Regions from separate parts of the Homo sapiens genome. Here region 2 is linked to region 1. The links are chromatin loops, found by intact Hi-C in ENCODE. Cell type or tissue: Caco-2. All regions are shown on one strand. Each heading gives the region's core, and the rest is flanking DNA. Links, peaks and the distances in the headings are about the cores only.

Region 1 (4,517 bases), core at 991-3,490:
CTATGCCTACACCTGCGCGGTTGGTGCCATCCTGACTTTCCTGCTTCAAGCTGTGTGGCCTCCAACTGCAGTGGGCCCCAAGCTGGTGGCAGGTCATGCCACTCCTCCCATTCAGTCATCGCCTCCTGGACAGCTGTTCATGGCTTCTCTCTCTTCAGACTTCCAACATCTCCCTTCTCTCCCTGCCTCCTAAGCAGATGCTCTTCTTTGAGGAATTATTTTTCATACATAATTATTTTGTCATTATTCCTTATGATGATGACAGCTAATGCTTATATTATACCTACTATGTACCAGTCACTATTCTTGTATATCAGTTTTCTAGGTCCAATTATTAGCCCCATTTTTCAGGTGAGACATCTGAGGCACAGAAAGATTAAGTAACCTGCCTGAGGTTGCAGGGCCGATAAACGGCAGAACTAGGATTTCAGGCCGGCACTGCCTCCGAGTCTTCCCTGTGCTCTTGTTTACTGCAGTCTGGAGAAGAGTTGCTCTCACTGCCTTCTGTCTGCCTGCTGCCACCCTCCCTCAGACTTACTCCAATCTTGCCCCTGACCCCTCTTCACTGAAACTGCTCTGCAAGTCATAGAGGACCTGCATGTGGCCAGACCAGATGGCCAGCTCCCCCTTCCTCAGGACACCTTCTTCATTTGCCTTCCAAGCCACCATCGTCTTCCTGGTTTTCTTCTTGACTCCCTTTTCAGTCTTTTCCTGCTTCCTCTTCAACTCCCCCAAGGTCTAGACTTTGGATTGCTCCAGGGCTTAGTCCCCTACTCTGCACACACTCCACTTCCCAGCTTTAAGGGCCCACAGCTCCCAGGGTCCTGTCTCCAGCCCATTCTCCCTGCTTTGCAGGCGCATGCCTCCAGCTGCCTTTTCATGCCTCTACTAGGGATGGCTGATAGATTGTCAAACTCCAGCTGTCCCCACCCGCCTCACACCCCCTTGCAACTTCCCACCTCTCTCAATGGCAACACCATTCTTCCAGTTGCGCAGGCCTGAGACCTTCAGTCTGTTTTCTTTTTTTCACACTCCATTTCCAATCTCGGTAAATTGTATGCCTCTGCCTTCAAAGTGTACTCGGTATCAGACCACTTTGCACCACATCTACCCGTATCCTGGAACATTAAGTTTTACCTGAATAATTCATTAGCATCTTCACTGATTTCCTTGCCTTAGCCCTTTCACAGCTGCAGTCAGTTGTCCACACAGAGTTCTTTTAAAATGTAAGCAGCACCCTTCTGTGGCCCCATCTTGCCCTCTGCTGCTCCCTCTGTGACCCCTCAGCTCTCCCTTTGCTTTCTCCGGACTTGCTGGCCCCTGCGTGCTTCTCAGACATGCAAGGGATGCCCCGCCTGAGGGTCTGTGCATGGGTCCTGCCCTGCCTGGAAGATCTTCCCCCTGCACAGGTCCCTTCAAGTCTCTGGTCCAGTGTCACTTTCTCATGAAGCCTTCCCTGATCAGTTACTCTAAATTTACAGCCTCTGCGCCTCCAGCAGCACATAGCATCATCTGACACATGCTCTATCCATTTGTTAGTTGTCTGTCTCTCCACATTCCCTGTGAATGAAGACAGCTTCATTACCTGAAGGCAACATTTTTGCTTGTTTTGTTCATAGCTGCATCCTCAACATTGTCCCCTGACATACAGGGTATGCTTAAAAAATATTTGAATGATAGATACTTTTATCTTTGTTTGACAACATAGTAATTGAAGGTCTTAAGAGGTTAAGTTACTTGCCCAGGATCACAGACCCTAGAATTGCCAGGATGGGACTGAAACCCTGACATGCACTTAATTTACCGTGTGCTGCTTTTTCTTGTTGACTAAGGACAATAATACATAACACAGTTACTTTGAGGATGAAATGAATAATGCACAGAAAAGCACTTTATTAATCCAAGTGTGCCAAAAAAATGTGACTTATCTGATTTATTGAGAATGCTAGCTTTCATGTCTCTGTCATTCGGCAACCCACTCAAAGATTCTTTTGTGTTTCTGGATTTTTATTTGGGAGTAGTCAGTGCTGCTGCCACTGCTGCCAAATAACATTTTCTTATTTTTTCTGCCCTTGGTATGAGAAGTGTGTGTGTGTATCTTTTATCTGTCTGTAGCTATGATCCCTCCTCCCCTCCATACACCCACTGGCCTTCAGGTCAAGAGCTTTCCTGACCCCTGTGGCCTGTCGGCAGCAGGGAGCTAGTGGAGCTGGCACCTGTGTGGCTGTCATTGTTTGTTCATGTATATGTTCCTGGGGCAGACGCTTATGTTATCAGCAGGTGCTTTGCGGGTGTCCGGAGTCCCATCTTGCACAATTCTCCTGTCAGCCTGTCTGCCCCCTACCCCCACTCTGCCGCAGACTGGAGTGAAGTGATCACAGGCCCGTTATGGCTAAATACCAGGGACATAAAATGAAGCAAGCACACTTGATGAACCGCAGAGCTGCTGCTCTCAAGTGCAGAATTTATGTCTCCCTGAACCCAGGGCAGCTTCCCTGGGCTTATAGCATAAAGCATAGAGCAGTTTGGCCCTTCTAATGCCTCATATTGTAATAATGACACAGTTACAAGAAGAGATGGTGGAGCTTTCTCCATATATACCCTTCTCGTGTTGTTTATTCATTTGTGTTCCTGATTTTGAAGTGGGAGAAACATGCAGCCACTTCTTAGGGAGCGCCTTCAACTGTTTTTTTCTGAAGACAGGAGAGCTTTGAAACTTTAGAAAAGGAGAACAGCATTGAGAATAGTCTAGTGGTTGGATGTCTGGGCCTGGTTACTGTTCTCACATGGGTTGTACAGTGGGGTGTAATGGGCGTTAGTGTACAGGGACTTAGCATGGACTCCAGGTCTGGTCAAGCTCTTCTCGGCAGGCACCCCTTCAACAGCCTGTGACATCCTTGGCTCCCTCCATGCTGTAGGCCCTGGGCAGTGTAGGGGTGGGTGGAGAGAGTTGCACTTTTCCTGGGGGCCTTCAGAGCAGCCTGGCCCACACTGAAAACTCAAGCGGGATGTGGTGCATCTTTTAACCCAGAATGACTGCCCAGCCAGCGTGTAGCGGCACCTTCCAGGCATCAGGGCTAGCCTGATTGTAAGCAACAGACTTTACCTGCTGCCAAATGAGACATACCAAGAAGGCTTGTGTTCCTCTCACAACCTTCCCTGTGTCCTCAGCTTCCAAAGCTGATGAGCGGGAACCAGGCTTGGACTCTTGATCTGTGTCCCATTGGTCCACATGCCTTGTAGGGGATAGCCTGGCCTCCCTGGAAGCAGCTGCTTGGGGTGGGGGCAACACGGTTTCTGAGCCAGAAAGAGCTTGATTGGAATCCCAGCTGCACTATTGACTTTCTAACCACCTGGGGCCTGCTCTAAGCCTCAGTTCCCTTGTCTGCAAAATGGGGATGAAGGCTGCTGTGAGGCTTGCATGTTTGTGGAGGGCTTTAGTGCAGTCGCTTGATAGGTATTGAGCATTCAGGAAGCAGTAGCTGCTGTTCTTATTTGTAGGGTGGTTGAGAGGCACTGTGGGGTCACACAGGATGGGTGGGCTTTGGAATCACATCTGAGTTCAAATCCTCATTCAGTTGGTCATTCATTAAATACTTAACGAGTACTTATTGCAGGTTTTATAGTGGAGTTGAGATTGTGCTTGTTCCCAGCAGTCTTTGATGTTGGACAACAGCATACTTTACTGAATCCCAGTTTCATCATTTAAATGGGGGTAAAAATACCAATCTTGTATGATTGTGGTGGGAATGAAATAAGTATTTATAAATGGCAGCTAGCTGCTTTATTATTACAGAATTTTCTATTCTAACTCAATGGTTAGTTGCCTAAGATGAACTGCTTGTCTTAAAATATTCCGGCTTTGATATTCAGTCCAGCAGATGTTTGTTGAGCACCTGTTATATAAAAGGCATCATGCCAGCCCAGGAGAATATTATTACCAGCAAGGCACATTTGCAGTCCCCGAGAAGTGGAGACGTCAGAGGCCCAGCCAGCTAGGCAGTAGCTGCCAGTCAGTGCTGCAGTAAAGGTATAAACCAAGTCCTGAGATAGCACTGAGGAGGAAGCTGTTGCTTCTGCATGGAGGAGCTGGCAAAGGCCACATGTGATGGTTGTCCAAAGATGAGAGACTGCACAGGCAGGTGACAGTGTGAGGGAAAAGCGCATTCCAGCATAGATGTTCCATCAGCAAAGGCATGGAGGTGAGAATCCACAGGCAGGCTCAGGTGTGATGGTAATAGTGGGTCATTTGGGTGTGGTGAGGCTGGAAAGAATGAATGGGGCTGGGCTGTGAAGGCTTAGGGAGTTCTCAGCCTTGTGGGCTGAGCCTATGATGTGGAAAGCTTACAGGAGGGCAGTGTGAGCCCCTGACTGCATGGGGCAAGCTGTCCGGTAAAAGTATAATGCCAGCTACTCATGGAATTTAAAACTTTTCTAGTAGCCACATTAAAACAGAAAAGAAAACAGGTGAAATCGATTTTAATAATAGATTTTATTTAACCCAGTATATTCAAAAC
Region 2 (4,517 bases), core at 1,290-3,789, 160 kb before region 1:
AAAATCTTCTTTGGGCCGGGCATAGTAGCTCACACCTGTAATCCCAACACTTTGGGAGGCTGAGGCGAGCAGATCATTTGAGGCCAGGAGTTTGAGACCAGCCTGGCCAACATGGTGAAATCCCATCCCTACTAAAAAAAACACAAAAATTAGCTGTGTGGTTGTGCATGCCTGTAATTCCAGCTACCTGGGAGGCTGAGGCAGGAGAATTGCTTGACCCCAGGAGGCAGAGATTGCAGTGAGCCGAGACTGCGCCACTGCACTCCAGCCTGGGCAACAGAATGAGACTACATCTTTTAAAAAAAATTTTTTTCTTTGATATCACTCCACCTCCAACTCCAGCCCATTTTCTTGTTTCCTTAGACACCTGGAATGCTTGACAGAGTTGTTTATTCTTATCAGCCTTGCATCATCTTTTCTTGCTTCTCCTAAACCCACTCCATCAGGTTTTGTCCACATTCCTCCACACATAGTTCTTGCCAAGGTCACCATGACCTCCATGTTGTCAAGCCCTTGGTTTGTCCTCCAACTTCATCTTCCTTGACCTCTGAACCGCACTTGACACCTGATCATTACTTGTTGGAATTCGTTTGCCTTCCAGGACACCACCTTCTAGGAGGCTCTCCTATTTTATTGGCCACTGCTCTTCAGTCCCTTTTGTCTGTTTCTCCTCATCTTCCTGACCTCCAAATCTTGGACTATCGTGGGGTTCCATTCTCAGAACTTTTCTGTTCCTTACCTACATTTGTTCCTTAGGTGATCTCATCTGGACTCAGGACTAAATCCCAGCATTCTACTCCCACATATATATCTCCAACCTAGACCTTTCCCTGAACTCCAGATTCATAACCCAACTGCTTGCCTAACATCTCTACTTAGATGTCTAAGACACATCTCAAACTTGACAAGTGGAAAGCCCTTGATTTTTCTGAGTCTACCTCACCCAAATTTTCTTCCTCGGGCTTCCCCATCTCAATAAATATAATACTAACAAGTGCAAATCTCAGAATCATCCTTGACTCCTTTCTTTTACAACTCACATCTGTATCGTGAGGAAATCCTGATGGCTCTATCTTCAAAACGTATCTGGAACTCAACCACTTTCAGCCACCTCTGCTGTCCTCTCCCCCATCATATCTTATCTGGATTATCATGGCTTCCAAGTGGCTTTTCTGCTTACCAAGAAGTCAGAGGGTCTTTACAAATTCAAGTCATTGCTCATCACTGCTCTGCATAGGGCTCTCCGGTTCTGCCTGTCTCATTGAAAGTAAACCTCACGGTCTTACTATGGCTGACAATGTCCTGCATTATCTCAGAGCACTATCCCTCGGCCCCATCCAACCTGCTTCAGTTTCCATCCTCCCTCACTGTGCTCCAGTTTCACCGGCCTCCTTGCTGATCCTTAGACACACCAACATGCTCCCATCTCCACACCTGTTGTTCCCTCACTTGGAATCATCTCTTCATGGGTATCTCTATGTCTTGTTTCCCTGGTTCCTTAAAGTCTCTTCTCAAATGTGTCCTTAACAGAGAGCCCTTTCCTAATCACCCTGTAGGAGCAGGACATTCCATCTTCTCTTGCCCTGACCATTCTCACCACCAGCACTACCACCACTACCCACCCACCCACCCACACATACACCTCCCCACCACACACACACAGTTTTTGTCATTTGTCTCCTTTGACTATAATGAATGCTTCTTTGCTTATTTTGTTCTTGGCCCAGTAAAGAATATCCCTAACTCCTAATCTAATGCCTTGCACATATAAGAGCTCAGCAAATATCTGTTGGATGAAATAATGAATATTCATCTTCTAGTGTAGTTATCTTTTTATGATAGGTTTTTAGGAGTGGGATTACTGACACCAAGGGTATGAATATTAAAGACATATTTGACACATTCAACCATTTATGTTCCCATCAACAGAGTACTATTGACCCAACTGAAAATATTTGCCTATCAGATTACTAAAGATGAAAAAGTATTGACAAAACCTATCAACTTTGTCAATACTTTTCATCTTTAGTAGTCTGATAGGCAAATATTTACATTTTAGGATTATTTGAATGTTTTTCTGTATATATTTCTTGACCGTTTATATATATCATTTGTGTGAATTCCTAGATTTTATTCTTTGTCCACTTTTCTATTGCAATTATTTCCTGTACTGACTTGTTCTTTCTGCATTAAATCTTTGTTTAAATTGCCATTTTTTTTTCAGTTTAGCATTTGTCTTTTCATCTTATTTTTGGTGTTTTTGCCAAAAAGAAGGTAAATTTTTAATGCAAAATCATTCATTTTTCCCTTGTAGTTTTTGATTTCTCCAATAAGAACATAGTTATGTGAATGAATATTTGAATATTGAGCCTTCTTAGGCTTTCTTGGTAATGTTTATTAAGCATATTCTTTCCTTGGAGGTAAATGTCTTGATAAAGTTTTATATCATGAGTAGGTAGAAGGAGGTGGTACAGCACTACGTGACCCATCAAACATATAGTACCATGAATCTGGGGAGTAGGAATGCTATACCAAGGCAAAGTGACATGAAGCCAATTACTTGGGGAGTTCAGGGAAGGGTGAGCTGGCACAGTTGTTAAACATCTATACGTAAAGCAGGTGTCAGAGGGAGAACATCGTATAGTTCCTGGAAACTGTGCACTCACAAGGTTCTGCTCCGAGGAGAGACACATAAATGAACACAACTCCACAGGTTCTGGAGAAACAGAAAAGTTTACACTGACAGGCTTCTCAGGCAGTAGAATCATATATCCAACAGCAATTTCCCTTGTTTCCTCAGCAGTATTGGCTGACATATATCACCACTAAGTGGTGCTATACATAAGCATAGCTAAGGCAGCTGTCTCCCTCTCATCCCCCTGTGTATCAGGCACTAAAGATGTCCTCAGGTGCAGAAACAATACTTTCTCGTCCCAGTATAAATGGGATGAGTTAGGGTAGCGCTTTCCATCCATTGTCCCACAGATGGGTTAAAGTGTACTGACATATTTATTCCTGGTAAACATGGCTGCTGGTAGAGGCCCTGGGTGGCCTGAATCCCCAACCCTTACTCCTCAAAGTACTGTTTGTGGACTAGCAGCATGGACATTTTCTGGGAGTTTCAGAATCTGCATTGTCACAGATGTCCAGGTGATTTGCCAGGAAGTTCAGAAGCTGTGCCCAAAACAATTGACTCTGGTTTTGAACAACATCATCCTTTAATTCCACTTCAATGTATTATCATTCTTTGTTTCTTGATTGCGAGAACATTTGGAGAGCACTGATTATTATAATCAGACCTAGGAAGATGATCAAACAATGTGGTTGCTGCTATTGTTTTTTAAATTGCTCTGTTTTCTGGAAAAGTATGGACACTATTTATCATTTGATTTTGTGGGCTTTGTAGCCCTCTCTAATTGTTCACATATAATATAAAGCTTGCCCCTTCTTAATGAGACTGTGAGATCTTAAAGAATAAGGACTATTTTATCTTATAACTCTTCCTCATAATTTTTTAATACTATAAAGTGGTGTTTTGCAAACTTTGCATAGGGATCACTGTGGGGAAGGTATCTTGTTAAAATGCAGATTCTTATTTAGTAGATCTGAGATTTGGCATATCAAGCAAGCTCTCAGGTGATGCTGATACTGATGGTCCACGGACCACATTTTGAGCAGCAAGGTTATAGGGTATTCATTTTATTCTCACAATGTGTTTATGAGGTAGGTGAGTTTGATATTATCCACATTTTATAGATGAGGTACCTGAGGAACAGGAAATTAAAGTCATGCCCAAGATCCCATAGCTAGTAAGTGATGGAGTTGGATTTCCCATGGTGTTTGCCTCTTATAACCCATTCTTCCTTTGCACAGTAAAGGATAGAAGGGCAATGGAGACTGGCTCTAGAATTGCTAGAGGCTCTAGAGCAGCCTAGGGTCTAAGGCAAAAATTTTTTATCTCCTCTTTGGATGGCCATGACTCAGATAGTGTGTTTTAGACTGGCATTATGGTGAATAAGAGTTTTGTACCAGGGGGACATTTGGACACTTTCTCAGTGGCTACAAAATAAGTTTTACCCAAGATACTTATTACTTTACATCTATCTATTCTGGATCACTTGTAGCACTTTAAAAACATAGATTCCTGGGCTCCACCGAGAAGATACCAAATCAGCATCTTCAGAGACAGGAGTTCAGGCATCTGCATTTTTTTCATTTAAAATTTTTTAAGGGACCGGGGTCTTGCTGTGTTGCCCAGGCTGGTCTTGAGCTTCCTGGTTTAAGTGATCCTCCCACCTCAGATGTGCCACCACACCTGGCTTGGCATCTGCATTTTTCAAAGCACCACATGTGATTCCAATGGATGATGAAGGTTTCGTAAAAATCACTGCACACTCTCTCTTTCCATCTTCACCAAGCTGAATAATGGAAGAGCTAATGATTATTAAAACTTACTGTAGGCCTGCTAATTGCCCAACGTGTGGATAGAGGACCAGCAGCACTGGCTTTACTAGGAA

What was found. A loop is a pair of places that touch in the nucleus more often than their neighbours do. Peaks named below come from ENCODE experiments on the same cell type or tissue, not always from the same donor. Only the 100,000 strongest peaks of a DNase experiment are listed, where the experiment ranks them.
Region 2: it touches region 1 in a loop (6-fold over the local background); 10 of 110 quality-filtered maps call a loop at or near these places.

Annotation. Positions count from the first base shown.
Region 1 is chr11:93,485,063-93,489,579 of GRCh38, reverse strand. All of the region lies in intron 2 of SMCO4 (single-pass membrane protein with coiled-coil domains 4), which reads left to right. Among named protein-coding and RNA genes, the nearest start is that of SMCO4, 56 kb to the left of the region's middle. In Caco-2, for the core only: no CTCF peak of the experiment used is centred there; a DNase peak (open chromatin) is centred at 2,239.
Region 2 is chr11:93,646,677-93,651,193 of GRCh38, reverse strand. No RefSeq gene overlaps it. Among named protein-coding and RNA genes, the nearest start is that of CEP295, 13 kb to the left of the region's middle. In Caco-2, for the core only: a CTCF peak has its summit at 2,800; no DNase peak of the experiment used is centred there.